3 separate regions of the Homo sapiens genome follow, and all the other regions are linked to region 1. A link is a loop called in an ENCODE intact Hi-C map of the cell type or tissue named here. Cell type or tissue: A673. All regions are shown on one strand. Links, peaks and the distances in the headings refer to the core of each region. The heading gives the core; the rest is flanking DNA.

Region 1 (7,699 bases), core at 3,108-5,607:
AAAGAAAAAAAGTACTGCCTATTGCAATTGCAGGCTATTTTGAAAAAATTCATTTCAGTAGAGAATAGCAATCACTATGAAAGATGAATGCACAGGAACACAAAGGTGAAGTAAGGGAAATGGATGAAGGCATTCCAAGCTGGAGAGTCAGCCAGAGCAAAAGCAAGGAGGCCTGAAATGATGAATTATTCCACAGTGTAAAAGCAAAGAGAGTGAAGCTGGTGATGGGAGAAGTCTACCAGAGAAAGGGAAGCACAGGGACTAGATCAAGGTGAACCTTGTGTATTCAAAGGCATTAGACTTAATCCTGGATGTATGTAGTAGGCAACATGAATGTGTTCGAGCAGATTATTCTCTCAGGACAATGGGTTTGAGGACGATATTTCAGACATGAAGAAATAGTAAAAGCCTAAATTGAGTTGTTGGCTGGGAGGAATGGGAAGGAAGGACAGATTTAAACAAATTGAGGAGGTAACAGCAGCAAGACTTGGTGATTGATAGGTACGAAAAAAGAGGAAGAAAGGATGTTTTCAAGTTTTGGCTACAAAAACTAACTAACAGGTGAAACCTCTCTCTTTAAGCACCTTTAGTCTAAATCCTTTGAAGTCAGTAACCCTACCTCTAGGAATTTATCTTACAGAAATATACATAATGACCTATGTTCCAGAGTATTTTTTGAAGCATTGCTTACAATGACCTATGTTCCAGAGTATTTTTTGAAGCATTGCTTACAATGACCTATGTTCCAGAGTATTTTTTTAAGCATTGCTTACAATAGCAAAAGACTGGAAACCCTCTCCGGCTCCTCCTCAATAGAGTATTGGTTAAATATATTTATAGTATCTGTACAACCTTTGAAAAGCAACCAGTAAGTCCGGGTGCAGTGGATCACGCCTGTAATCCTAGCACTTTGGGAAGCCGAGGCGGGTGGATCGCCTGAGGCCAAGAGTTCAAGACCAGACTGACCAACATGGTGAAACCCTGTCTCTACTAAAAATACAAAATTAGCTGGGTGTGGTGGCATATGCCTGTAATCCCAGCTACTCAGGAGGCTGAGGCAGGAGAATCTCTTGAACCCAGGAGGTGGAGGTTGCAGTGAGCGGAGATTACACCATTGCACTCCAGCCTGGACAACAAGAGCGAAACTCCATCTCAAAAAGATTAAAAAAAAAAAAAAAAGGCCAGGCACGATGGCTTACGGCTGTAATCCCAGCACTTTGGAAGGCTAAGGTGGGCGGATCACGAGGTCAGGAGATCAAGACCATACTGGCTAACATGGTAAAACGCTGTCTCTACTAAAAATACAAAAAATTAGCCAGGCATGGTGGCATGAGCCTGTAGTCCCAACTACTCGGGAGGCTGAGGCAGGAGAATCGCTTGAACCTGGAAGGCGGAGATTGCAGTGAGCTGAGATCGCGCCACTGCACTCCAGCCTGGGCAACACAGTGAGACTCCGTCTCAAAGAAAAAAAAAAATAATGCTTTGTTTCTTAAATTAGAGTTAAGCTTCATAAATATACACCATCCTATTTTGTTCCTGTTTTTTCAGCCAACAATATAACACTAAATGCTTTATAAATATTTGGTAATAAGTAAACAAACCAATTGGTGTATACCAAGAACATTAAAAATGCAAGTAAATCTATAAAATAATAGTAAAGCTAAGATTTTTTCAAACACTTATAAATGTGTGCCAATAACCACCCATAAGTAACCCTATAAATGAGGAGTGCTATTATTATCTTGTTATCTCTTTTAACAGAGAAGAAACCTAAAGCTTAGGCAGTCTGACTTCAGTTGTTTTAACAACTCTATATGAATACTTCAGAAGAAAGCAACAATAGTGCAAAATTTCAAATAGAGAAAAAGCATTGGAGAGAAAAAACAAAAGAGTGATCAAGGAAAAGTGGAATAAAATCTGTTTGCCTGGACCGGGCACAGTGGCTCATGCCTGTAATCCCAGCACTTTAGGGGGCCGAGACAGGTGGATCACGAGGTCACAAATTCAAGACCAGCCTGGCCAAGATGGTGAAATCCCGTCTCTACTAAAAATACAAAACTTAGCCGGGCGCGGTGGCAGGCACCTGTAGTCCCAGGTACTCGGGAGGCTGAGGCAGGAGAATCGCTTGAACCTGGAAGGTGGAGGTTGCAGTAAGCCGAGATCGCGCCACTGCACTCCAGCCTGGGTGACACAGTGAGACTCCATCTCAAAAAAAAAAAAAAAATCTGTTTGCCTTAAATATTTTATGTTGGCCTTCACAGTAAAAATTGAAGAGAAAATATGGACAAGAAAGAAGTTACACAATTCTTACCCTCTCAGTGACTAATCAATAAAGAATAAAATATGAAAATTATAAAAATCTGGGGCCAGGCACGGTGGCTCATGCCTGTAATCCTAGCACTTTGGGAGGCACAGGCAGTTGTTTCACTTGAGCCCAAGAGTTTGAGACCAGCCTGGGCAACATGACCAGACCCTGTCTCTACAAAACAAACAAAAAAGTAGCCGGACATGGTGGTTCCAGCTACTCGGGAGGCTGAGGTGGGAGAATCACTTGAGCTCAGAAGGTCCAGTTTGCAGTGAGCCGAAATCACACCGCTGCACTCCAGTCCAGGCAGCAGAATGAGACCCTCTCTCAAAAATAAATAAATAAAATTAAAATTAAGAATTGGGAACTGCTTTTTAAGATTATGTTTTGGAGACAGGGTCTGGCTTTGTCACCCAGGCTGGAGAACAGTGGCACCATCAGAGCTCACTGGAAACTTGAACTCCTGGGCTCAAGCAGTCCCCCCACCTCTGCCTCCCAAGTAGCTGAAACTACAGGGGCATGCCACCACGCTCGACTAATTTTAAAACTCTTTTTGCAGCAACAGAGTCTCACTATGTTGCCCAGACTGGTCTTGAACTCCTGGCCTCAAGCAGTCCTCCACCTCAACCTCCCAAAGCGCTGGGATTGCATGCATGAGCCACCAGCCCAGCTGGAACACATGTTTTAGATTTAGTTGATGATCTGAGCAACTAGCCATTATACATACACATCTGTACCAATCAATATCCCTTTTCATGAGAAAATATTCATGTGCTTAATTCACTCTTGAAAGATGATAAACAATATACATGAAATTTTCTATGTAGAACATTAGGTGAATTTAGTAGAATGAGAGTTAAAACAGATTTTTATATTTATATATATATAAGCTACATATAAGCAAAGTGAAAAGTATGACTATTAAGTGCTCTTAATTTTTTTTTTTACAGGAGCATGCCACCGTGCCCAGCCAATTTTTGTAATTTCAGTAGGGACGGGGTTTCACCATGTTGGCCAGGCTGGTCTCGAACTCCTGACCTCAGGTGATCCGCCTATCTTGGCCTCCCAAAGTGCTGGGATTACAGGACTGAACCACTGTGCCTGGCCAACTAAACAGTTTTTCAGGAAAGTTTTGCAGGTGTTGGATGAACCCAAGAAGAAAGATGGTAACAGCAGAGGAATAGAGGGGGGCAAAAAGAGAAATACTAGATCTATGAGAAACGAAAAATTGCCCCGGATGGATGGGTGCTTCAATGTAGAGAATAAAAGGGAAGAATGCTGATGTTCTTTAATAAACTGATAAAAAGATCATATAGGAACATGATGTGAAATAACCTCCTATTGTCTTTGGACAAATGCTGAATTTTCTCTGCATAATTTAACCACTAGGGGTCAGAGTGCTATACTTCTACTATCTTTTTTTTTTTTTTCTTTGAGATGGAGTCTTGCTCTGTCACCCAGGTTGGAGTGCAGTGGTGTGATCTCGGCTCACTACAACCTCCACCTCCCAGGTTCAAGTGATTCTCCTGCCTCAGCCTCCTGAGTACCTGGGATTACAGGCGCCCACCACCACACCCGCCTATTTTTTTTTTTTTTTTTTAAGTAGAGACGCGGTTTCCCCACATGGGCCAGGGTGATCTCAAATTCCTGACCTCAGGTGATCCACTTGCCTCGGCCTCCCAAAGTGCTAGGATTACAGGCCTGAGCCACCGCGCCTGGCCCATTTTTGTATTTTTAGTAGAGACAGGGTTTTGCCACGTTGGCCAGGCTGGTCTCCAACTGCTGACCTCAGGTGATCCGCCCGCCTCGGCCTCCCAAAGTGCTGGGATTACAGCCCTGAACCACTGTGCCTGGCCAACTGAACAGTTTTTTAGGAAGATTTTTCAGGTGTTGGATGAACCCAAGAAGAAATATGGTAACAGCAGAGGAATTGGGGGGGGCGGGCGGCGAGAGAAATACTAGATATATGTGAAAGGAAAAATTGCCCCAAATGGATGGATACTTCAATGTGGAGAATAAAAGGGAAGAAAGCTGATGCTCTTAAATAAACTGATAAAAAGATCATACAGGAACATAATGTGAAATAAATCAACCTCCTGTTGTCTTTGGACAAGTCCTGAATTTTTCTCTGCATAATTTAACCACTAGGGGTCAGAGTGCTATACTTCTATTAACTTTTTTTTTTTTTTTTTTTTTTCTGAGACAGGGTCTGGCTCTGTCACCCAGGCTGGCATGCAGTAGTGCTGTCACGGCTTGCTGCAGCCTCGACCTCCCAGGCTCCAGCGGCCTGCCCACCTCAGCCTGTCAAGTAGCTGGGACTATAGGTGTGCACACCGCCAATCCTAGCTAATTTTCTTAATTTTTGGTAGAGACAAAGTCTTGCTGTTACCCAGGCTGGTCTCAAACTCCTAGCTCAAGTGATCCTCCCGCCTCAGTCTCCCAAAATATTGGGATTACAGGCTTGAACCTCCTCTTTCAGCTTTACTATCATCTATTCTACTCTATCAACTTACACAGATATGTTTGGTTCAATTCTATAATTAATTTTATCTGTTCACTCTCCCACTCTCAGTACAAGTGTTTTGGGGGTTGTACAAGTGCCCTGTAGCCCAAGCCAGAGAAATGAGAACATCACAGGGAATGCAACCAACACCAGGCCAGCGTGAATTCGGGGTTGTCGGTCAACTGTGAAATTCTGAGGCAGAAGCTTCCAGGACTACCACAAGGAGAGCACCGGCCTGAGATTGAAGCTATTTTTTTTTTTTTTTTTTGAGACAGAGTCACGCTCTGTTGCCCAGGCTGGAGTGCAGTGGCACAATCTCGGCTCACTGCAACCTCCGTCTCACAGGTTCAAGCAATTCTCCTGCCTCAGCCTCCCGAGTAGCTGGGACTACAGGTATGCATCACCACGCCTGGCTAATTTTTTGTATTTTTAGTAGAGACGGGGTTTCACCGTGTTAGCCAGGATGGTCTCGATCTCCTGACCTCATGATCCACCCGCCTCGGACTCCCAAAATGCCGGGATTACAGATGTGAGCCACCACGCCCGGCCTACCAAAGCTCTTTCAGAGGAAAGCAGAGTTGAGAGATGAAGGGAGAAATCAATAAGTTCCAAGGACAATTGTAAGGCCCCTATACCCAGCACGCCTGGAGCTAGCTTTCTTTTTGTGCTATTCAGTTATGTTAACAAGTAAATCCTTCTCTTCTTTTCTTAAACTAATTTGAGTGGATTTCTATGACTTGCAACCAGAAGAGTGCTGGCTAAACTTCTTGCTGTTACATATTCTCTTAATGATTAAAAAAATAAGAATTCGCATCTGTTGTCTAACTCCCTGATTGCTTATAATTATCTGTGGGTAGAAGACATGCGTTGTTTTCTCTGTCCTTCAGTAATATATGACTCATACATTGCAAACTTATTGAGTTACATAATAATGTATTTATTGAGTATATACAGTATACCAAGTACTGTTCTAAATGCTCAAAAAATAAAACAGACAATATCATTCCCCTTTTAAGAATTTATATGCGGCCGAGCACAGTGGCTCACGCCTGTAATCCCAACACTTTGGGAGGCTGAGGCGGGTGGATCACGAGGTCAGGAATTCAAGACCAGCCTGGCCAACATGGTGAAACCCCGTCTCTACCAAAAATACAAAAATTAGCCAGGCGTGGTGGTGCATGCCTGTAATCCCAGCTACTCAAGAGGCTGAGGCAGAGAATTGCTTGAACCCAGGAGGCAGAGGCTGCAGTGAGCGGAGATCGTGCCACTGCACTCCAGCCTGGGCAACAGAGCGAGACTGTCTCAAAAACAAAAAAAAAAGAAAGAAAGAAAAAAGTTTATATACTAATAGGTAGAGATAGACAAAACACAAGAAATATCATATGAAGATTGTATTGTGCATTGAAAGGTGATAAAGATGGCCACAAAATTACAGCAGATTAAGAAAAAGCAGAATCAGGCCTTGCAGTTTTTAAAGATGGTGGTCAGAGTAGGCTTATTGAGAAAAAGACGTTTAAGTAAAGGCTCAAAAAATGTGACGGGGTCAGCCAAAGAATGTATGGGGGAAGAGCATTCAAGGAAAAGGGGCCACCTAGTGGAAAAGCCTTCAGGTAGGAGCATACCTGACCTGTTTGAAAAACAGCAGGTTACATGACCAGCCTGGGCAACACAGCAAGACCCCACCTCTACAAACAATTTAAAAATTAGCTGGGCATGGTGGTATGTGCCTATATTCCCAGCTACTCAGGAGGCTGAGGCAGAAGGATCCCTTGAGCCCGGGGAAGTCAAGGCTGCAGTGAGCTATGATCGCACCACTGCACTCCAGCCTGGGTGACAGAGCAAGACTATGTCTCTAAAAATGTAGATCAGAGTGGTTTGAATCAAGTGAGTGAGTGAGTAGTAAAAGAGGAGATCAAAACTAGATCGCGTAGAAAGTGAAGGAAACATGTAGGGCCTCATAGGCTATAGTCAGAACTTTGACTTTTACTCTGAATAAAATGAGAACCATTAGAGCATTAGGAGAAGAGAAGTAGATCAAGGAGGCTGATTAGAAAGCTGTTGCAATAATCCAGGCAAGCACTGACAATGTCCTGGACTGGGAGGCAGCAAGAGAGGTGATGAGAAGTGATTTGATACTGGACATATGGAAAGACAAAGCCCATAAAATGTCTTGTAGATTGGAATTGAGGTAGGAGGGCAAAAAAGACATAAAAGATGACTTTAAATGTTCTGGCCTGGACAAGAAGAATGAAATTGCCATCCATGGAGATGGAAAAGATTGCAGGTGGAGCAGGTTTGGGAGTAGAAATGGAGGTGATCAGGAGTTCAGTGTTTTTAAGTTTTAAATTTTCTTTAACCTTTCATTTTGAAATAATTTCAGATTTTAAGTGGCAAAAGTATTCCAATTAATTCATGTATAGCCTTCACCCACCTTCCCCAGGTGCTAATTTTTTTTTTATTATTATACTTTAAGTTCTAGGGTACATGTACACAATGTGCAGGTTTGTTATATATGTATACATGTGCCGTGTTGGTGTGCTGCACCCATCAAATCATCATTTACATTAGGTATTTCTCCTAATGCTATCCCTCCCCCTCCCCTCACCCCACTACAGGCCCCAGTGTGTGATGTTCCCCACCCCATGTCCAAGTGTTCTCATTGTTCAGTTCCCACCTGTGAGTGAGAACATGTGGTGTTTGGTTTTCTGTCCTTGAGATAGTTTGCTCAGAATGATGGTTTGCAGCTTCATCCATGTCCCTACAAAAGACATGAACTCATCCTTTTTTATGGCTGCATAGTATTCCGTGGTGTATATGTGCCACATTTTCTTAATCCAGCCTATCATTGATGGACATTTGGGTTGGTTCCAAGTCTTTGCTATCGTGAATAG
Region 2 (7,699 bases), core at 2,076-4,575, 240 kb after region 1:
TCAAAAGGCCATATACTGGATGATTCCATTATGACATCCAGAAAAAGAAAATCTATAGGTACAAAAAAACAGATCAATGATTGCCAGAGTCAGGCGGAGGTACTGGCTACGAAGGGACACCAGGAGATGTTTAGACACAGAGGGATAGAACTGATCTATATCTTGATTACGATGGTGGGTACATTACCATATGCATTAGTCAAAACTCAGAGATTGATACACTATAAAGAGTAAATCTTTTAGTATGTAAGTTGAATTTGTATTATGTTCAGTAATCAATATGGTCCTCAGAGCTGGAAGAACTTGACAGTTTGTGAGTTTCACTTTTGTTCTTTCAATTGTCTTTCCTGTTCATATCAATCCAAAAAGCGTTGCGTGTTTACATGTATCATCCATCCTGCTAAGCATTTCTAAGATTACAAAAGAAGTTTAAAACTAGGTTTTTGACCTCGAGTTGTTCATAAGTATGAGGACAGGCATTGCAATTAAGACTTTATCTGGTAAGTAATAAATGGTCATTATAAGTCCCTAAATACAGAGATGACTAGTGAATGCAAATCTTAGGTCAATCAGAAAGTTCTGATTGTATAGTGTTGTATAGATTATAGCTGGGAGGTACCGAAGGGGAAAACTCTTTAAGAAATAATTGCACTAACCTGGAAGTGAGGTGGGTGATCAGAATGCAGACAGGGAGATGGTGCTTCTGGATCCCTGGCTGGCAGATTAAGCACATATTCAGGGACAAAGCTGGGGCACCTAAAAATGAGAAACCCTCAGCTTTCATTACAGGTTTTACAGACCTTTGTAACTTATAAAGAAGGGCACCATGCACTTTTTTGTCCTGGGACAGGCCCTAATCTGTCTCTGTCATGACAGAGGAGATGGAAAGAAAGGGCTAAATCCAAAGACACTAAAAAGAGAGGAAAAAAAAAAAGACTAGAATTTAAGGAATGAAGTAGAGTAGGGTTAAAACAGTGATTTTAGAGTTATCTTGGAAGAATTTAGCATCAATAAACAGAGAACACTGATCAAAAAGGTGGGCGGAGATGTATGATTAGAGAATGGGTCATCCAGTTTGGAGATGTTCTCTTCACCCCAGCTGCTCTGCGCTCCTTTGCCATTCCTAGAACAAGCAGGCACACTCTGGTTGCAGAGCCTTTGAACTGACTGTTCCCTTTGCTTGAAATGCTCTTTCCCGGGCCAGCGCAGTGGCTCACACCTGTAATCCCAGCACTTTGCGAGGCCGAGGCGGGAGGATCACCTGAGATCAGGAGTTCAAGACCAGCCTGAACAACATGGAGAAACCCCGTCTCTACTAAAAATACAAAATTAGCCTGGCATGATGGTGCATGCCTGTAATTCCAGCTACTTGGGAGGCTGAGGCAGGAGAATCACTTGAACCTGGGAGGCAGAGGTTGCAGTGAGCCGAGATCGCATCATTGCACTCCAGCCTGGGCAACAAGAGCGAAACTCTGTCTAAAAAAAAAAAAAAGAATTGCTCTTTCCCCCACGGCTACATGGTACTCCCAAACCTTTTCCACTTCTTTATACAAGCCATACCTTCTGCATGAGGCCCACCTGACCAACCTGTTTAAAACTGTAACCACCCCTCCCAAGTCTCTATAGCCTGTTGGTTCTTTTCTTTTTCACAGCATTTACTGTCTTCTTGCCTGCTAGGATGCTTTAGTCACTTAGAACACCTGTTGTTTACCGTCTACCTCCTTTTGCTGGAATGCAAGCCCTTAAGGGCAGGGATCATTAACTATTTTGTTTATAGTTAAGTTGCAAGCACCCAGAATACTCCGCACATCCTAGGTGCTCAATAAATATTTGTGAATAAGTAAACCATGCTAATTAACATTTACTGAGCATATTCTGAGACTACATATTTTGCCATGTGCTTTAAATCAGGCATCCCCAACCATGGGGCCATGGACTGGTACCCATCAGTGGCCTGTTAGGAATAGGGCTGCGCAGTAGGAGGTGAGCCAAAGGTGAGTGAGCAAAGCATGTGTATTTATAGCCACTCCCCATCACTCACATTACCATGTGAGCACTGCTTCCTGTCACATCAGCAGTGGCATTAGAGTCTCATAAGAGCATGAATCCTATTAAGAACTGCGCATGTGAGGGATCTAGGTTGTGAGAATCCTTATGAGAATCTAATTCCTGATGATCTGTCACTGTCTCCCATCACTCCCAGATGGGACCATCTAGTTGCAGGAAAACAAGCTCAGGGCTCCCACTGATTCTACATTATAGTGAGTTGTATAATTATTTCATCATATGCTACAATGTAATAATAATAGAAACAAAGTGCACCAATAAATGTAATGAGCTTGAATAATTCTGAAACCAACCCCCTCCCCGTCCCATCTGGGGAAAAATTGTCTTCCAAGAAGGCAATCCCTGATGCCACAGCAACTGGGGACTGCTGCTTTACATTATGTATATCACTGAATCTTTACAACTGCTTTATGGAGCAGGTACTATTATTATTCCCATTTTACAGATAAGGAAAGAGACTGGCAGAGTAAGAGACTGACCCATGGTTACACATAGCTACTAAGAATTGGAGCCAGGGTTCAAACCCAGACACATAGACCCCAGAGCCTGCTCTGGCCACGTCCTAGTTGGCTGGTGCCAAGAAGCTCGGCAGATTCTTGGTTGGCTGGTACATTGAAAAGATCAGATCTGTGGGTTGCATTTGTCAGTGGAAGCCATTTGAAAGAATGAGTTATGCAAGAGCAACCTAGTGCTGACGATATGGGTTGATAAAGAGGCTAAGACTGCTGCTATACTTGCACCCTTTGAAAAGATAATAAAACTGGAATGTAAACTCATTTTCACTTCTCAATAGTTTATAAGGAATACAAGGCTTAAATTCACATTTTTAAAAAAGGTATATGCAGGTTGAATCCCTTTTAGTCTCCACTTTTCAGCAAAGTTTACCGAAAATAAAATCCATTTACTGCTGACACTGGAATTGCCTTGTGTGGGTAGTTCATGTGGCTTCTATTTTACTCTATAGACAGGAAAATTTGTTATTCTTTATACACTATCTCTAAGAATTTATTATTGAAATGGGATTAACAACATAAAAATAGTACTGAAGAAAAGCAGATCTTAATTTGGATCGTGTTTTATCAATTCCAGGAGCAGCCCATGATTATAAAAATACCTTCAACCTCCTTAAACATGGATTCACCCTTCCGGTGTGGGCTTAGGGCAGGGTGACCTTTCCCTTTTGATGACCGCCCTCTTGTGGTGAACTGTGAGTATGCACGTCTCCATCTTCAAGATGCTTTGTGAGACGGGAACAGTGTTTTGTACAGAGCATTCCCTGACATCCGGGGTGAGGAGAAGTACTCCCTGCATGATCCTAGTTCTTGAGTAGTCTCTGATGTTCTTTAAACATAAGGGCAAATGTGTTGTTTTTATTTCTAGACTTTATTTTTTGACCGTGTATTTTTATGCCCACTGCTGTTACTGTGACCAATTTTAGTTATAATTATTTTCTCTTTCTATTTTATGGAGGATAATTAGCGAATGGAAATAGAAAAAAATTTAAATAGGTTTAAAAAGGCTTTACATTTTAAATTCGAAGTTCACTCCTTATCCAGAAAACTCCCCATTTTTGTGTTAAAAGCATAAAAAATGTATGTTTAAGGATGAGAAATAACAGAATGTCTTGGGATTTTGAATTCCTCTCATTCAGAAGCTGTCTGAAGGTCAGTGGGAAAATGAGGTTTGGAGGTGATGTAGAATGATTGTGTAAGCTCTCAGCATGTGTCGCTCATGCATGGACACTTGATACTATGCCTCCTGGAAAATGATCATGGATGGTATGCGGAGACCCTACTCCTGATTGCAATCCGTCATATATAATGGCTGCCATTTTAATTTCACTAAATCAAGGGTCAACGTCTCAGGCTTATTTTATGATACACTGAAAAGGTTTTGGATCTTTGGAGTCAAAGAGAACTGAACTTAAATCTAAACTCTGACACTTACTGTGACTTTAGGCAAATTATTTAATCTCTCTTGTTGCAACAAAAAGACAACAATTCCCACTTTGTAGGGTCAGGTAACTCAAAGGAGTCAATGAGTATGTAAGCTGGGCCAGAGCCTTTTGCGGAAGTCATTGCACGAAAGCTCCCTTCCCTCCTGCCTCCCCACCCGCTCATCGCTTATTTATTATAGTGTAGCTGGGAAGACAAGACACACACTGAAATATGGAACAGGCAGAAAATAATAAATTGAAAATGATTTGGTGTGTACACCCAGATTTCCTTATATTATCAATTTGTCTTCATATGTTTGGAGGCTATATCAATAAAGTCTATAAATATGGAATTATATCTTCCTGGAGAGTTGAGGCTCTGGCAAACACTTTCACGTAAGGTAAACCCTAATAATGTTGTTTTCCTGAGAAGCTCGTTTGTTTGATATTCCATGAGTACGCCAGCTCTCTTTTGGCTAATATTTGCCTGGTTCAGGTCTGTGATTCCATATCTGCAGTTCTGAAAACCAAAAAGCTTGGAAAACAAAGTTATTTTTATAATTCTTTTGGCAGCAAAACCTGATCTATGCCAATGTAACACTATAGTCTTATTTATTCTACTTAGTGTGAATATTTATGTTTCTTTCAGAAATATTACTGTGTTTGATTATGGGGTGCTGCCTCAAACTCCACTGTGTTAATGTATAACATAGACCCTATATTAATTTCTTAAATTAATCTGAATTTGAAACACATTTGGCTCTAGGGTTTGGGTTAAGAGTTTGGGCTGCACTGTCTATAAATGTCTTTCTGTCTTCTTACGTTTTAGGTATGTATCTTTAAGTAACATTTAGCTGGATTTGCTTTTAATCTAATATAACAATCTGTCTTTTAAATGGAAGATTTAGGCTATTTAAATCTATTTCTGGCCGGATGCAGTGGCTCGCACCTGTAATCCCAGCACTCTGGGAGGACGAAGCAGGCAGATTGCTTGAGCCCAGGAGTTCTAGACTAGCCTGGGCCACATAATGAAACCCCACCTCTATTAAAAATAAAAATAAAAAAAATTGGCTGGGTGTGGTGGCACATGCCTGTGATCCCAGCTACTCAGCTACTCAGGAGGCTGAGGTGGGAGGATGGCTTGAGCCGAGAGGTTGAGCTGTGATTGTGCCACTGCACTCCAGTCTGGGTGACAGAGCGAGACCCTGTCTCAAAAAAATAATAACAATTATAAGATAAAAGATTAAATAGAAAAATCTATTTCTGGTGTGTTTGAATTTTTCTGTCCTCTCTCTCTTTTTGCTTTCTAAATGTTCCACTTTGTCTATAGTTTTCTCATTTCCAGCATTCTATTGGATTGAGCTTTTTTTCCCCCAAGTTTTTGCTTAATTAGCTAGGAAGTTATATACCCTCTTTATTCTCGTAATGGTTACTTTTGAAATGTTTTTCATGCACATTTAACTTATGAAGTCCAAAATTATTCCATATCTTTAGCCTATGTTTCAAAAATTCCAAGACCTTTCATTGCTCTAGCTTTGGCCGTACTCTTCCAGCTTACAATGCTATTGTCTGGTATTTTCGTTATATCTTATTTTCTAATCACAAAATTCAACATTATTATTCAATAAAGATATTTATTTCTATTTGTGCCTCTATTTACTAATTTGTTTGCACATCAAACTGTTTATCAAACGTATATTTTTTGAACAGTTACTATAGGCCTGACTCAACAGTGAGCAAAATGAAGTATCTGACATACAGGACTTAAATTCCAGCTCATACTAACTGTTTCTTCTTACTTTCAGATCTTCCTTCTGGGATAATTTTCCCTCTTCTTCCTGTATATCTCTTAGATGTTCTACTGGGGGTTTGTTGAATCTTAATTCTTTTTGCATTTTAGATAGCTTTATTGAGATATAATTTGCATACCACACAATTCCCCTATTTAGAGTATATAATTAAATGTTTTTTAGTATATTCACAGATATGTGCTATCATCACCACAGTCAATTTTAGGACATTTTCATAACCTCTAAAAGAAACTTTAACTGTTAGCAGTCACTCTATAGTGGATTGAACAGTGTCCTCCACAAATTCACATCTACCTGGAACCTCAGAAAGTAACCATGTTTGGACATAAGGTCTTTGCACATGTAATTAGTTAAGATGGGGTCATACTGGATTAGCATGGGCCCTTGAGCCAGTAATGAGTGTCCTTATAGAGGGGAGAGGACACACGGAGAAGAAGACCACGTGAAAATAGAGAAGGCTGGGCGCAGTGGCTCATGCCTGTAATCTCAGCACTTTGGGAGGCCAAGGTGGGTGAATCATCTGAGGTCAGTAGATCGAGACCAGCCTGACTAACATGAAGAAACCCTGTCTCTACTAAAAATACAAAAATTAGCCGAGCATGGTGGTGCATGCCTGTAATCCCAGCTACTTGGGAGGCTGAGACAGGAGAATCACTTGAACCTGGGAGGCAGAGATTGCGGTGAGCTGAGATCGCACCCTTGCACTCCAGCCTGGGCAACAAGAGTGAAACTCCATCTCAAAGAAAGAAAGAAAGAAAATAGAGAAAGAGATTGGAGGGATGCAGCTGCAAGCCCAGGAACACCAAGGTTTGCCAGGAGCCACCAGAAGCTAGAAGTGGGGAAGGAAAGAGTCTCCCCTAGAGCCTCCGGAGATAGCACAGCTGATATCTTAGATTTAGCACTTCTAGCCTCCAGAACTGAGAGACAATACATTTCTGTTGTTTTAAGCCATCCAGTCTGTGGTAGTTTGTTATGGCAGCCCTGAGAAACAAATGTACTCTCCATTTCCCCGTTCTCCCAGCACCTGGCAACCATTAGTCTGTTTTTTATCTCTATGGATTTACCTATTCTGGACATTTCATATAAATGGAATCATGCAGTATGTGTCCTTTTGTATTTGTATTCTGTATTTGTATTTGTATTCTGTAGCTGAGCATAATATGTTCCAGGTTATTCATGTTGTGGCATGTGTCAATGCTTCATTTTTTTTTTTTTTTTTTGAGACAGAGTCTCGTTCTGTTGCCCAGGCTGGAGTACAGTGGCATGATCATAGTTCACTGTAACTTCGAACTCTGAGGCTCAAGGGGCTCTCTTGCCTCAGCCTCCTCAGTAGCTAGGACTATAGGCATGTGTCACCACACCAGGTTAATTAAAAAATTTTTTTTGGGCCGGGCGCGGTGGCTCATGCCTGTAATCCCAGCACTTTGGGAGGCCGAGGTGGGCGGATCACCTGAGGTCAGGAGTTCGAGACCAGCCTGACCAACATGGAGAAACCCCGTCTCTACTAAAAATACAAAAAAAATTAGCCAGGCATGATGGCGCATGCCTGTAATCCCAGCTACACGGGAGGCTGAGGTGGGAGATTTGCTTGAACCTGGGCGGCGGAGGGTGTGGTGAGCCGAGATCGCGCCATTGCACTCCAGCCTGGGCAACAAGAGCAAAACTCTGTCTCAAAAAAAAAAAAAAAAAATTTTTTTTGTAGAGATAGCATCTTGCTATGTTGCCCAAGCTGGTCTTGAACTACTGGCCTCAAGGGATCCTCCCACCTTGGCCTCCAAAAGTGCTGGGATTACAGGCATGAACCCCTATGCCCAGCTGATACTTCATGTCTCTTTACAGCCAAATAACATTCCAGTGTAAGGATATACCACATTTTGTTTATCCA
Region 3 (7,699 bases), core at 2,076-4,575, 440 kb after region 1:
GGGTAAGTCCAGCATGCTGGAACGAAGTTCCTACGAGTTTTCCATTTCCTGGGAGTCCATACTGGACTTCCGTCTTTTACAGCTTTTGGTAGTTAGTGGTTCTGTTAGAGACTATGTAGTGTCTCATTGTCTGTATAACTGAGAATGTATTCATCTGTGCTCCTCCCGATGAACTGGCTAGCCCTGCCATAACCAAGTACCACAAGCCGCATGGCTTAAACAACATAAACATTGTCTCATGGTTCTGGAGGTTAGAAGTCTGAGATCAAGGTGTCAGCAAGTTTGGTTTCTTCTGAGGCCTCTCCTCTTGGCTTGTGGCTGCTGTCTCCCTACTGTGTCCTCACATGGTCTTCCCTCTGTGTGTCTTGTCCTAATCTCCTTTTTTTTTTTTTTTTTTTTTTTTGAGACGGAGTCTCGCTCTGTCACCCAGGCTGCAGTGAAGTGGTGCAATCTTGGCTCACTGCAACCTCACCTCCTGGGTTCAAGGGATTCTCCTGCCTCAGCCTTCCAGGCAACTGGGATTACAGGCGCCCGCTACCATATCCGGCTAATTTTTTTGTATTTTTAGTAGAGACAGGTTTTGCCATGTTGGCTAGGCTGGTCTCAAACTCCTGACCTTAGGCGATCCGCCTGCCTTGGCCTCCCAAAGTGCTGGGATTACAGGCATGAGCCACCATGCTTGACCATCTCCTCTACTTATAAGGTCACCAGTCATATTGGATTAAAGCCCACCCTAATGACCTCATTTTAACTTATTTACCTTTTCAGAGACCTTGTATCCATTCACATTCTGAAGTCCTGGGGGTTAGGACTTCAACATATGAATTCAGGAAGGATACAGTTCAACCCATAGAGACCTTTAGTGGTTCTTGCTGTTTCTGTGGTAATAAACTGTGCTATGGTGAACGTTCTTTTGTATTTCTCTGGTGACAGGGTGGACATCATGCAGTGGCATTGCAGGATCTTAGTGTAAAGAAATGCACTCTCAGCTTGCTCGGGTGCTCTTGTTCTCCAGCTGGTTGTATGCGTTTTTTCTTTCCCCAAAATGTGTAACAGTTTTTCTTTGTCCACATTCTCATCAGTACTTGGTATTAGCAGACTCTTATGTTTTGCCAATTGGATCAGTGAGAAAAAATGTATAGAGAAATGTAATTCTCAGGCCAGGTGCGGTGGCTCATTCCTGTACTCCCAGCGCTTTGGAAGGCTGAGGTGGGTGGATAATGAGGTCAGGAGTTCAAGACCAGCCTGACCAACATGATGAAACCACGTCTCTACTAAAAAATACAAAAATTAGCCGGGCATGGTGTTGCACGCCTATAATCCCAGCTACTCAGCAGGCTGAGGCAGGAGAATTACTTGAACCTGGGAGTCGGAGGTTGCAGTGAGCCGAGTTTGTGCCATTGCACTCCAGCCTGGGTGACAGAGTGGGACTTGTCTCAAAAAAAAGTAATTCTCCCTGCTAGGCCTACCTTCAGCTCTCTGTTTTCATCATCTGGATGCAGCCAGTGTTATCTTCTTATGTGGCCTTTCAGAGAAATTCTGTGCCCTGCATCGAGCTTTTCAAGTTGTTGCAAATGTTTTACATCATAAGCATTTCTCCATATTATTGCAGAAACTTCCTAAAAGTTGTTTTTGATGGCTGCATAATAGTGTGTAAATAAATGTGCTATAATTTTGAAAAGCAGTCCCCTAATGGTTGGGCATTTGGTTTCTGCTGCTTTATTTAAAAAATATATTCCTTTTAGAAAAATTTGAAAATACAGAAAAGGAATAAGGCATCTATAATCCCAGCCCCTGTTGGCATTTTATTTCTAGTTTTTGTGTTGAAGGTTTGTTTTGTTTTGTTGTTTTATATTTCTGGTTGTTCTTTGGTATCGGCATTTATCTGTGGAAAAGTCTAATGCTTCCTATAGAGTTTGGAATTTTAATTTTCCATTTAACTTTACAGGATGAGAATGTCCACATGCCATGAAATCTCCCGTCTCTTTCTCTCCTGCTCTAATGAGCATAGCAAGGAATGAAATCCAGTGAAGTTGTAATGGGGGTTGACTTGAATGCGGTTAGGTAATTTATTTAATTTTAAGTGGAAAATCACTTGCAAACCTTAACTCTTTAAACTATTGCTAGTAAGAAATGACTTTTACATATTGTATAGTCCATCACAATGTGGAGATTGAGGCCTCCTTCTCTGAACCGTTTAACCCTTTGCCTGGCGAGTGACTGTTTGTTTAGCCTCTCAGTAAATGGGATGTATTTGTTCTTCCTAAGAAGTTAAGGTGGCGATTGCTGAGCATTCTAAGCATTCAGAGTGTGAATGAATGAATGAACAAATAAATGAATGCTCGACTTCCTAATTCAACATGGAAATCACCAGAAATTCTTGATTAATTCTTCCCAGCTTTAGAGCATTCAGCCTCAGGCTTCATTTAAAGTCTACATTTTTTGCGGTATCTCTTGAGGTAGATTTAAGAGAAAACAAGGAAGTGGTCCCAAAACGTATGCAAAATAACTAAGCCTTTCTCAATGATGAACAAGAAATTCCCTCTGTCCAAAGGATCTAAAATTCTTGACTTGGAATGGGATTTTTCTGAAGTGGTGTGAAATATGGACCTTTAAGGCAAAACAGCTTTTTTGGCCTATAAAGTTGAATGATCCCCAAACCCACCAAGCAGCTTCTTTTTATGAATGAGCTTCCTTCCTTCTCAGCCCCATCAAACTTGAATGGCTAATTGATGAAGATTATTTATCAACAATTTCAATAAGAAATGTTAGGAAGGGGAATCTAATAGAGAATGCCAATAAAATACATCAAACTCTAAAACTTTCTAGGACTGTTAAAAATCAATCTACAAGCATCAGTTGATCTCATGAATAAAATATTTCCATCAAAATAAATTTGAAGTTTATTTTATCAATGTTAAATATAGCTGAAGTTGAAATATCAAGCTTGGTTAACATTATTTTGGTGTATAAAAACTTTTAAGAACTTGAAATGATGATTTGCAAACTGGAGTCTCATGATACTTAAAAAAAAATACCAATAAGCCCAGGACAGCCCTGAACTGAATAATTAAATGCATTAATAGCTTATGTAAACTCACTGCAGTAATTTGAACCTTATTCCCGGTAAGGAAGGTGTGAGGCAAACATTTCAAGAAGAAAGCACTATTTAAAACCCCAGTGTGCTGCCTTTTGGATGTTGCTGAATCACTGTTTTTTTGTGAATCTGAAGCAATGAGAGAGGTAGAATTACAAGAAAGTGCTGAGAGAAAGCTTTGCAAACAGAGCAGGGTAACAGAGTAGTCAAAGTGTCAATCCTGCCTTTGTTTTTGCTGAGAAGTCCCTGGAAACAGGTGAGTGATTGACTTCTTGATTAATGCTTCCCAGCTTAAGAGCATTCAGCCTCAGCCTTCATTTAAAGTCTACGTTTTGCAGTATCTCTTGAGGTAGATAGACTTAAGAGAAAACAAGGAAGCAGTCCCAAAACACATGCAAAATAACTAAGCCTTTCTCAATGAGGAACAAGAAATTCCCTCTGTCCAAAGGATCTAAAATTCTTGACTTAGAATGTGATTTTTCTGAAGTGGTGTGAAGTAGTGACATCTTGTGGCCATGTGAGGTAATTTCTGATGATTTCCATGTTGAATTAGGAAGTCAAGCATTCATTTGTTCATTCATTCATTTGTTCATTCACACTCTGAATGCTTAGAATGCTTAGCAATTGCCACTTTAACCTCTGGTTTTTTTTTGTTTGTTTGTTTTGGAGATGGAGTCTTGCTCTGTCGCCCAGGCTGGAGTGCAGTGGTATGATCTCGGCTCACTGCAACCTCCGCTTCCTGGGTTCAAGCGATTCTCCTGCCTCAGCCTCCTGAGTAGCTGGGACTACAGGTGTGTGCCACCATGCCAGGCTAATTTTTGTATTTTTTAGTAGAGACAGGGTTTCACTGTATTGGCCGGGCTGGTCTCGAACTCCTGACCTCGTGATCAGCCCGCCTCAGCCTCCCAAAGTGCTGGGATTACAGGCGTGAGTCACTGTCTGGTGTTTCTTTTGAACAGTAAATGATAGTCTTTCGGAGTAAAGGTCAGATTTTAATGACCCTATTGCTATAGGGTCAAATAATGAATTGTTTCCCTGCCCTGTCCTCTCTCCACTGTAGGAAAAAAGCACACAGGAGGGTGTGTAAACTCCAAGGAGCAGAGATGCTGAAGGCAAAATAGCTTCATTTAAGGCAAATTTCTGCCTCTACATGCTGTGTGACCATAAAAAAAGTGAGCAACCGGCTCTGAATACTTTTCTTCTTAGGAGGAATGCTAGCAATTATAATTACTCTTCAGAATTGTGGGGATTAAATGAGTTAAACCATAATATGAGTTATGAAGCTGACAGAATTCTCAAATGATGATATAGTGGAAATAGGTCATTGTGATATGGGGTCATATAAGTTCTTTGGAGATCAAGTTTCTTGTGTGTAAAAGGTGGGTATTAAATAAGCTGACCAGCATGGTTGCTTCTGCTTCTAACATTCCATAATTTGATGTTTTTCTTCACACTCTTCTGAACCTCTTTATTTCCAGTAGTGAGCTTCTCAACACTTATTTTTTGGCCTATAACTTTGTAGTATTTTGTTTCCTAGGTAATAAGTTCTGAATGACTTAAAGGAAAATACAGGTGTTTTATATGTTATCTTCCACCACTGACATTTCAGTTTTATGGTTGGAGCAGTTAGGCAAGTTTTTTTTTGCGGGCGGGGAGGTAGGGGAGCGGAAGGATGGAGTCTCACTCTGTCGCCCAGGCTAGAGTGCCAGTGATGTGATCTCAGCTCACTGCAACCTCCACCTCCTGGGTTCAAGCAGTTCTCCTGCCTCAGCCTCCGAAGTAGCTGGGATTACAGGCGTGCGCCACCACAACCAGCTAATTTTTGTATTTTTTGTAGAGACAGGGTTTTGCCATGTTGGCCAGGGTAGTCTCGAACTCCTGACCTCAGGTGATCTGCCCACCTCAGTCTCCCAAAGTGCAGGGATTACAGGCCTGAGCCACTGCGTCCAGCCATTTAGGCAAGTTTCTGAATTTAGAAAGAAGCACAAACATTCTGGCAAATATTGAAGTCTTCACTCTGTGCCTAGCAGACACAATAAATAACATGCCTTGTTCACACACGGAAGTGTGAAGTAGGCATAGGTTCTCTTCTGGCCCATGGTTACTAGGCCAAGCAATGCAGTGAATTAATCTTTCTAGTTCTTCCTTCCCAGCTCACTTGTTTCTCAACAAAACCTGGGACTTGGATAAAATTCACAGATTGAGTTTATGTCTTACCATCGTGGGGGAAAATATTTCGAAACAACCTATCTTTTAGGCAAGTCTATTCTTTCCTTCCTCCCTTCATTTTTTCTCTTTCTTGTGATTAGTTTTCTAAACACTGCAAGACTAGTTCCAGAACCTCATGAAAAGAGGTGACACTCTATTTCATCCCACGTTTTGTTTGTAATTCAGTTTATAAAGTGCTTTCTCTTACATTATTTCCTTTGTTTCCCAAACCAACAATCTAAAGTTAGTGGAACCAGATGTTACTATCCGTTTTAAAATTAGGAACCTGAGGCCTGAATAACTTGAGTGAGTTTCCCATGGACACACCCACAGTAAGTGATGGCAACAGAATCGAAACCCTGGGCTTTCCCCTAGGACTTAGGTCAGGCGTCGCCAAACTGCTCAAGTTCATTTTAAGAATTATATTGGCAGGGCACGGTGCCTCACACCTTTAGTAACAGCACTTTGGGAGACCGAGGCAGACGGATCACTTGGGGCCAGGAGACCAGCCTGGCCAACATGGTGAAACCCCATCTCTACAAAAAATACAAAAATTAGCCAGGTATGGTGGCACATACCTGTAATCCCAGCTACTCGGGAGCCTGAGGCAGGAGAATCACTTGAACCTGGGAGATGGAGGTTGCAGTGAGCCAAGATCATGCCACTGCACTCCAGCCTGCATGACACAGCGAGACTCCATCTCAAAATAAATAAATAAATAAATAAATAATTATGCCAAAAATTCTTCTTGTGCTACTTGAATAACTTATAACTTGTATTTAAAATTTGTTTGTTTTGGTCATGTAAATAAAATTGGGAAGCAGAAAAAGTAAGAAACAGAAAAAAATTGTTTTTTAAGCTTTGTTAATCTCCGAATGATGGATAATCCCTTTAGAGAGAAGGAAAGGCCGACAGACAGTCTTGGGTTATTTCCCCATATGTAGACCCTGAGATGAGGATTGAATTTAAGTAAAAGTAGTTTGTTTGGGAAGTGATCTCAGGAAGCATTTGGAATGGGGAGGTGAGGCAGGGAAGGGACGGATGCTAATGCAGAGTGCATTGATTAGCAGATGACCACTGTGGGCTCTGGGGCTCAGCACACCAGGTAACTCTGTGAGACTGCACAGAGCACACCTCATTCATTCCACTGGAGAGAAGAGGAGGCTGGGGTGCTCATGGACCAACTCTCGTTTGTCACTGACACAACTCCCAGCATCATAGAATGTCCTGGAGGTAGGAAAAGCATGCTCAGCAGTTGGAGAGAGCCCCTTGGCGCAGTTGTAGAGGATTGCAGTAAGAAGCTGCTGCCTGCACAGGAAACATGAGTGTTGAGAGTATGTGGGCAGGGCACGCTAGCCCTGTCCCCTCTACCCATACACCTGCTCTGCCTGTGTCTTACGTGATTACCGACTGTGATTCACACATCTAGCACCATGCAACATGCTAACGGAGACGCAAAATATTTGTAAGGATCTAGTACCTCTTCTTATCACAATAGGTTGATTGAAAATCCGTGCACACCTGAAAAAGTAGCACAGTAAGAAGGCTTATTGTCAAGTGTCAAAATGAGTAAAGCGGACGTCAAATACTACAGAGGCTCAGAGAAGGGAGTAATCAACTGAGAAGTCTTGCTGAGGAATTTGGGTGGGAAGAATGAAGCTTGAATGTGGGACCAAACAGGCAGGTGTGCCGCATCCTTCTCACCTGTCCTCTATACAATGGGAAGTTGAAAGTTTCCCCCTCCTCTGTCAAATTAATATATGAAGATAAGGCTGGGCACAGTGGCTCACGCCTATAATCCCAGCACTTTGGGAGGCCAAGGCAGGCGGATCACGAGGTCATGAGATGGACACCATCCTGGCTAACACGGTGAAACCCTGTCTCTACTAAAAATACAAAAAATTAGCTGGGTGTGGTGACACGCACCTGTAGTCCCAGCTACTTGGGAATCTGAGGCAGGAGAATCACTTGAACCCAGGAGACGGAGGTTGCCGTGAGCCGAGATTGTGCCACTGCACTCCAGCCTGGGCAACAGAGTGACACTCTGTCTCAAAAAATAAAAAATGATAAAATAAAAGAAGATAACTTAAAAAATAGTTTAGAGGCTTATGAGGGAATGTGATTAAAGGTAGATCTAATATTTTTAAAATAATTGATTAAAATAATTGATTCAAAGTGACAAAGGTGCTACTACTACTACTAAACCAGATGGGTGGGGTACTGTTAAAGTCATGCTTAAAATTTATAGCCTTAAATTTATATGTTAGGAAAGAACAAGGTATGGAAATAAATGATCTAAACTTTCATCTCAGAGGTTAGCATCACGTAAGAAAATTAAACTCCCCAAAAAGTTAGAAAGGAGAGAATAAAGGTAAGAGGAAAAGTTAATGAAAT

Evidence for each region. A loop is a pair of places that touch in the nucleus more often than their neighbours do. Peaks named below come from ENCODE experiments on the same cell type or tissue, not always from the same donor. Only the 100,000 strongest peaks of a DNase experiment are listed, where the experiment ranks them.
Region 2: it touches region 1 in a loop (11-fold over the local background); 105 of 110 quality-filtered maps call a loop at or near these places.
Region 3: it touches region 1 in a loop (13-fold over the local background); 79 of 110 quality-filtered maps call a loop at or near these places.

Annotation. Positions count from the first base shown.
Region 1 is chr6:20,525,276-20,532,974 of GRCh38, reverse strand. No RefSeq gene overlaps it. Among named protein-coding and RNA genes, the nearest start is that of CDKAL1, 5.3 kb to the left of the region's middle. In A673, for the core only: CTCF peaks have their summits at 3,672 (motif pointing right) and 4,435 (motif pointing right); DNase peaks (open chromatin) are centred at 3,674 and 4,444; H3K4me3 peaks cover 746 bases; H3K27ac peaks cover 551 bases.
Region 2 is chr6:20,287,433-20,295,131 of GRCh38, reverse strand. LOC101928573 (a long non-coding RNA gene) reads right to left here. Exons shown (of 4, transcript XR_007059489.1): 2 at 657-756. Among named protein-coding and RNA genes, the nearest start is that of MBOAT1, 79 kb to the right of the region's middle. RefSeq lists a silencer at 3,135-3,436. In A673, for the core only: a CTCF peak has its summit at 3,265 (motif pointing left); a DNase peak (open chromatin) is centred at 3,271.
Region 3 is chr6:20,088,124-20,095,822 of GRCh38, reverse strand. No RefSeq gene overlaps it. Among named protein-coding and RNA genes, the nearest start is that of MBOAT1, 120 kb to the left of the region's middle. RefSeq lists an enhancer at 3,127-3,630. In A673, for the core only: a CTCF peak has its summit at 3,609 (motif pointing left); a DNase peak (open chromatin) is centred at 3,592.